Regions from separate parts of the Mus musculus genome. Here region 2 is linked to region 1. A link is a contact called in ENCODE POLR2A ChIA-PET data. All regions are on one chromosome and are shown on one strand. Each heading gives the region's core, a stretch centred on a gene start or an enhancer-like site at or near the end of the contact. The rest is flanking DNA. Distances are from core to core; before and after follow the strand shown. Region 1 has its middle 6.2 kb from the start of Gm46151. Region 2 holds the start of Ryk (receptor-like tyrosine kinase).

Evidence for each region. ChIA-PET counts read pairs that join two places held with the same protein, here RNA polymerase II (POLR2A).
Region 2: POLR2A ChIA-PET joins it to region 1 with 26 read pairs in Patski. The contact joins the promoter of Ryk here to the enhancer-like site in region 1. POLR2A ChIA-PET finds 5 or more read pairs at or near these places in 2 of 5 experiments (Patski and embryonic stem cell).

What each region holds. Positions count from the first base shown.
Region 1 is chr9:102,782,991-102,786,459 of GRCm38, forward strand. No RefSeq gene overlaps it. Among named protein-coding and RNA genes, the nearest start is that of Gm46151, 6.2 kb to the left of the region's middle. Within about 2 kb of position 1,546, at least 1 of the 3 ENCODE cell types and tissues checked has a DNase peak (open chromatin) inside an H3K27ac peak, as active enhancers do.
Region 2 is chr9:102,833,390-102,836,858 of GRCm38, forward strand. Ryk (receptor-like tyrosine kinase) reads left to right here and starts at 1,531. Exons shown (of 15, transcript NM_013649.3): 1 at 1,531-1,850. The coding sequence starts at 1,667.

The DNA.
Region 1 (3,469 bases), core at 296-2,795:
TCCTTTGTCAAGACTTGGACAAATCCCACAAGATTACTTTTTAAATCCGCTGTCCCTAAAAAAAGAATTTCACGGAGGAATGTAGTTTGGAGGAAGGCCCTCCCACTGAACAGGGATAGGAAGTGCACGGTAAACTAGGGTAGAGCTGGAAAAGCCCCACCAAGCAAGCCGAAGAACATGCTCGGGTGAACACGCTCGGGTGAACATGTGTCGACTCCTTTTCTTCAAGCCTCTTCCTTTCTGTACCAGGTGCCAGACGGTCCCGAGGCAGAACAAAGCCACAGAAGACAGCTGATATGAAAGGCTTTAGCCTTCATAGAACCAAAGTCCCCTTGGGTCATGGTTCGAGTGTCTGTACCTTGACTGCCAGGAACAGTCTTCAGAGTCCAGTTACCCGGGTCCTTGGCCCCAGACAAACTCCAAGAGTTGATAAGATAGGAAGGTCGTCTTCTTGGCTGTGGCACACACTTCCTCAGCCCTGGCCTGATTTTGCTTGCATCCCCGCTGTGACATGAGCAAGCACGCATGTCACATGTCACGAGCTGCTGTTAAGGTCAAGGCTCGGGGACCTTTGATATTACCTCAAGCTCATCAGAAATGAGAGACCTGCTATTGTTTCAAAAGGTTTGACAAGCTTGAATTTGGATGGTACACCTTGTCAGCACTGTCCTCGGTTCAGTGTCATTGCGTAGCTGAGAGGTCGGACAGGCACGGGAGTGATATCTTAGGCATTTTTCCAAGCTCGAATGCAGGTACTGGCGACACTGCATTCGGGCCCTCATTTCTGAAGATGCTTAAACACCCCTCCCCCACTTCCTTCCGTGAGGACTCCTTTAGTTACTTTGTGACACCCAGTCCTTCCAGTAAGTAGAAAGGGTGTATGCAATAGAATTCTGGTTACAGGGAGGTGACTCCACCGTCCTTCCACGCTCACTATATAGCATGCACTCTGCTGACCTTGTGACACAGGACCTCAGAAAGCATCAGTGCCAGTCTGGATAGCAAAGGTGTTTTGTTTTTTGAGACGGGGGTGGGGGGGGTGGGGTGGGGGGTGTGCCTCTCACATTTCTATCTCTAAAACTAACACAGTAAATACGTAAGTAAATGTTATACAATGTTCTTTCTCTTGCCCTTAACAGATCATTTTGCATACCCCCCAATTTGGAGATCATTGACATGGCTGGAATCTTCCTAGCCAAGGACACACATCTCTGAGAGCCCGCATTTCTCTCTCAAGAAGGGAACACACACACACACACACACACACACACACACACACACGTATTTAAAAAAAAACCAAAAACAAACAAACAAACAAAACACCTCAAAACCATTTGAGTAGGTCTCTACAACACAAAGAAACTCTGTCCTAGGAGAAAAAGTCGTGCTTCTACTTCTGGATCTGGGAAGCCACACTCCCATTATTCTGGGTCGGGTAGGTCCCAGACTGGGGGAAGGGAAGGTGGAGAGGGCACCAGGGCGTCTGAATTTGTGGAATTCCTTTGGACTCACTGGCAGTTCTCAAACTGCGTTCCTGGAGGGATAGTGGCTGTGTTGTTGGCCTGAGCATGGGGAAACAGCGGCCCCTGGTGGTGAAGTTATGAAATGCTCTCCAGGCACCGATTAGTAAGTCTTGAGTTTGTCTGGGGCCAAGTAAGTCTTAGTAAGGCTATCACGAGACATCTTGTCCTTCCAAACTCTGTAAGCACTTTCAGAGAGGCTCAAATGTCCTGAAAGATTAAAAAATGAGGGAACCATTTGTTGCTGTGCTCCCCGGTGGCTATCCTCGTAGCCTTGAGAGGTGTCGGAGCTTTTGAGGTTACTAATGTCAGCTACTCTGTGCCAGGAAGTGTTCACACAATCAGGCTGGAAGGTGTCCATGGTGAGGCTAGGGGCTCCTGCCAGCTTGAAGCCCCTCCTCCTCATGCCCCCTTCCTCCCTAGGGATTCTTTGCTCCCCCACCCATTGCCTCTCACCCTCTCATTTAGCTGAGCTGGTTTCTTGTTTTTGTAATAGTGGGTCTTGAACCCAAGTCCTCACACATGTTAGGCGAGCACTCTGGCATTGAGCTATGCCTCCTGCCCCCCCCCCCAAACTCACATTTAGCTTGCTTATCTCTCCACTAAAGCAGAAACCATCAGGACTCACATAGCCTTGCACTGAAATACAAGAGGACTACATAATTGCTCCTGCTTGGTTTCTGTTTTTTTGGTAGCTTGGAAGACAAACCCGCTACACTGTGACCATTTTCTTTTGGAAAGGTCTGATGTAGCCATTCCGCTCCGGCATGGACTGGGGTAGAGAATAGGCAAAGAACCACCCATTCCAAAAAAAGAAAACATGATTTCCAAAGAAATGCCCTGAAGCCAATTGATCTCCAAAGCCCATCTCCTTGGATGCTTGTGAATGCTTTTCCTTTTAGGGTTAGAGGACTGAAAACGGCTCACCCTTTCCCTGCCTTTTTCCTCCCAGGGACATGAGGACTGTCTCTCTTGGCTCCGACCTTTCAGGGAGGAGAGACGCAAAGGCTGTGGTAAACCCATGGACAAAGGATTTTTATGAGCTCAAAGGTGTTTCCAATTTCTTTTCTTCTTATTTTTTTAAGATTTATTTATTATTATACATAAGTACACTGTAGCTGTCTTCAGACGAGCCAGAAGAGGGCATCAGATCTCATCATGGGTAGTTGTGAGCCACCATGTGGTTGCTGGGATTTGAACTCAGGACCTTTGGAAGAACAGTCAATGCTCTTAACCACTGAACCATCTTGCCAACCCTCCAATTTCTTTTAGACTAGACATTAAACACCATTAACTCCAGGACAAGTGCAGGTACAGACACCATAATGGGCTAGTGATTCCACTAAGTATGTCATGTATTTATGTTGAAAAAAAAGGGGGGGGATAATTTGGCTTAGCGGTGGTGGTGGCCTTTAATGCCAGCACTTTGGAGGTAGAGGCAGGCAGATCTCTGTGAGTTCAAGGCCAGCTTGGTCTACAGAGGGAATTGCAGGATAGCCAGGCCTACACTAAGAAACAGAACCATCCCACTCCACCCCCAAAAGAAAAAAGTGTAATAGTTTAGCCAAAACTTGGAGACAAAACTATCCCAGTAGGACCAAGGGACCAGCCGTGAGATAAGGAAGAGGTGTGAATGCTAACTCTTTCCCTCTTTCTTCCTTTCTTTTTAAAGATTTATTCATTTACTTTATGCATATAGGTGCTCTATCTGCTTGTACACTTGCATACCAGAAGAGGGCATCGAGATCTCATTACAGACCGTTGTGAGCCACCATGTGGTTGCTGAGAATTGAACTCAGGGCCCCTGGAAGAGCAGCCAGTGCTCTAAACTGCTGAGCCATCTCTCCAGCCCCTCAACCCTTATTTTCTAGTAACAGAAGCTAAGAGATAACATGTGGGGGTCTGGAGAGTCAATTGTGACCAAGCCTGGTGACTTGAGTTTGGTCACC
Region 2 (3,469 bases), core at 281-2,780, 50 kb after region 1:
GCAGGGCCCTGGTTCCCTACGAGGTAGCTGTGGCCACAGGTGACTTGTGTTTTTCATCATTCACTGATGGCATGCTTTTGTTCAGTTCATGCCCACTTCCTGGTCTCTTCCTGCAGGGCACTGTATTCTGTGCTGGGGAACTGAAGCTTGACAAATTGAGGCCAGCTTGTCTCCAAATGGAATCCATCCCTCTCACTACAGGAGAGAGGGGGGAAAAATATCAAGATCCAACTATCCTCCTCTTCGGTCTCTCTCCCTGCCCTGGCAGGGGATACAGGTAATATCTCTCAGGGCCTGCGTGTGGATGGGCAACTGGGAGCTTGAAGCTAGGCCGGGCAGAAAGCAGCTGCTCTCCACAGGCAAGGAGGGAGGCATAAGGTCAGTGAACGGGTCACAGGGATGGGATGACCCTGTTCTGGAGGAAGTGAGAAGGGATGCTTGGGAGCCAGCCTGAGTGATGGCTTGTGGAGTAAGCTTGACTGGGGCTTCCCCAAATTCTTCATCAGAGTCTCTGGGATGTATCAGAGATCCTTAACCGGTTTAGGGAGACAAGGGCTTCCTAGAGCAAGGGATGAAATGTAAAAACCACTCTCCAGTATGTGAAAGCACCCATGCACACAGACAGCCATGTACAGCCATAAGCACACACTCACATACATTCCATGTTTTGGAGGGGGGGGCTGGCATGGACCACAGGTTAAAAGCCCAGATACAGGTTGATTTACAGTAAAGGAGAACTAGGATAATAAAAGTTCGTCACATGTAAAAATAAGCTTGCTGGGCATGGGTGGCACAGGCCTTTAATCCTGGCACTTGGGAAGCAGAGGCAGGCAGATCTCTGTGAGTTCAAGGCCAGCTTGGTCTACATAGCAAGTTCCATGCGGGCCAGGGCTACATAGTGAGACCCTGTCTCAAAACAAACAAACAAACAAACAAACTGTAAACCAAAATACAAAATAAAAAGTTTACTAAGGTTTTATGAGTTTTTTTTGTTTTTGTTTTTGCTTTCTGGAAAGTGTGTGGCATGTGAATTTTAGGGAACAGACATGCTAACTAGAGGCTGACCTCTGATGGTGGGATAAGGGAAGATTTCTACGTACCCGTCCCTTCTCACTAAATAAAACAGCATTCTTTTCTTTTGAGACAGCATCCAAGACTCAGGGCGCACCTGGGGAAGAATAAAGAGACCAACCGACTCTAGGCCTCAACGACTTGGGCTGGGGACTGGCTATATTAGCCTAGAGCCCTTCGCCTGGCCAGGGCACTTCATTATTGTTTTTGATTAGTTTGTGTCTCTTTAACTCATTTCCTTTATTCCTCGCGCGTTTCAGCCTGGCAAACAACGTAATGTTATTTATACCAACCCCTACGCGCGGCCCCCACCCCGACCTCAGGTCTGAGACGCTCTCCCGTGCACGCGCGCCCCAGAACCAGGCGCTCTCGGTCGGGCGGCACATGCGTGCGCGCCCTCGCGCACGGCGGGCACGCGCACGCGCGCGTCTCCGCCCGCAGCTCGCCCCCCCACCCCCTCCCGTTCCCGGGCGGCGGGTCTGAAGCGGCGGCGCGATGAGCTGGCCGGCCGCCCCCGGCTCGGGGCTGTGAGGCGCTCGGGGCCGGGGTGCGCGGCGGCGCGGCGGGCGGCGGACGCTCCTGCTCGGCGGCGGCCATGCGCGCGGGCCGGGGCGGCGTCCCGGGGAGCGGCGGCCTGAGGGCCCCGCCGCCGCCGCTGCTGCTGCTGCTGCTGGCGATGCTGCCCGCCGCCGCCCCGCGGTCCCCGGCCCTGGCCGCCGCTCCTGCGGGACCCAGCGTGAGCCTCTACCTGAGCGAGGACGAGGTGCGCCGGCTGCTTGGTGAGTGGCGCGGCTCCCGGGGCCTCGTGAGCCCGCGGTGCTGCCGCTGCGCCGCCCGCGCTCTCTCTCTCTCTCTCCCTCTCTGCAGCCTCCCTGCGCGTGTCACTCTAGGCCGCGGAGCTCCGGAGCCTCGGAGTCGGCGCTCGGGACACGGGTGGCCGCTCCTTAGCCTGCTGTGGGTGGCCCACAGGCCACGCCGCCGCCGTGCGCTTGCTTTCTGGTTAGCGAGTGGGGGGCAAGGTGAGCCGGGCGCCCTGAGTTGTGTGGCATCCTGCACACCTTCGGGCCGACCGGATCCCAAGCATCGGGGTTTGCCTTGGGTTCCTTGAGTGTGACCTGATGCTGCCGTTCCAGGCCACTTGCCTACTCTGCAGACCCTGAAGCGAGAGGAGAACTTGGCTTTGGGGTCCGTCGGCGGTGGTTCCGTTTACCTGTTTAGCCCGTTGTTTGGGGAGTCCGACTCTGCCCTCCGCTTGGAACTCTGTGCATTCTGAAAATCAGCCCTTGAAGGAAGGCCTGGCCAGCCATCAAAAGGAAGTCTCTGATAGTTAGGGATACCCAGCTTTTGCCGTCTTTTGTGCATTAAGGCAGTCCCTTCACTTTTTATCGGGGTGTTTTAGAGTGAAGTGTTGGAACTGGAAAGGTCTCCCCCTAAATATCCATTAAGTGTCACTTTTTTAGTGAGCGAGTATGCCTCCCCCAAGTGTGTGTGTGTGTGTGTGTGGTGTGCGCGCGCGTGTGTATGCGTATGTGTGTATTAGAGGAGGTTTTTTTGTTTGTTTGTTTGTTTGTTTGTTTTGTTTTGTTTTTCCTTTCCAGACAGGGACTTTATGTAGCCTGGGCTGTTTTGGAATCCACTATGTAGACCAGGTTGGCCTCAAGCTCACAGAGAGCCTTCTGCCTGTTAGAAGAGTTTCTTAGGGTCTGTTGAGAGAGTTTAGCCTCGGAATGAAAACTGCTTTTAGCAGACTGTTTAGACATAGTTGTATGTGTAGGTTTATCGGCTTTAACTAAAGAACTGTGTTTTCCTAACATCCTAATTTAACCTTCCTTATAGTCTAGTTGAATTAGCTGAATTTAGTCTAGCAGAATTGAAATGGCATCTGAGTTACGCCTGGAGCATGGGAGAAAGGCTTGGGAAAAAATAACGATTTGTAGTGCGGCTCCTAGGCGTGCTTTTGTAAGGGTTGTTTTTGTTGTTGTTAAAAGAACTTACGTAATTGTGACTTTATTGACATGTATTTCCTCTCCTGCCTTAGCCAGGATGGAAGTAGGGAGACAGAGATATCTGGCAGCAGACAGAGACGAGTACATGTGCCTACCGTTGCGTGTTAGAGTTTTGCTGTTACTTTTATTTATTTTGGTGTGTGTGTACCACGATGTGTTCTGTGGAGGTCACAGGACACCTTGAAGGTGTGGGCTGTCTTTCCACTATTAATAGGGGGTCCCAGGGCTCAAACTCATGTCATCTGACTGGACGACAAGTGCTTTTACCTGCTGAGCCATCTAGCTGGGGCTTGATATGGACTTAAACATGTTGTTTCAGTTTCTTGTTACCCAGTGGGGCAATTATGGGAGATGAGAAAAGTAAGGCTTTCAGTAACTTGCTGAAGGTAACA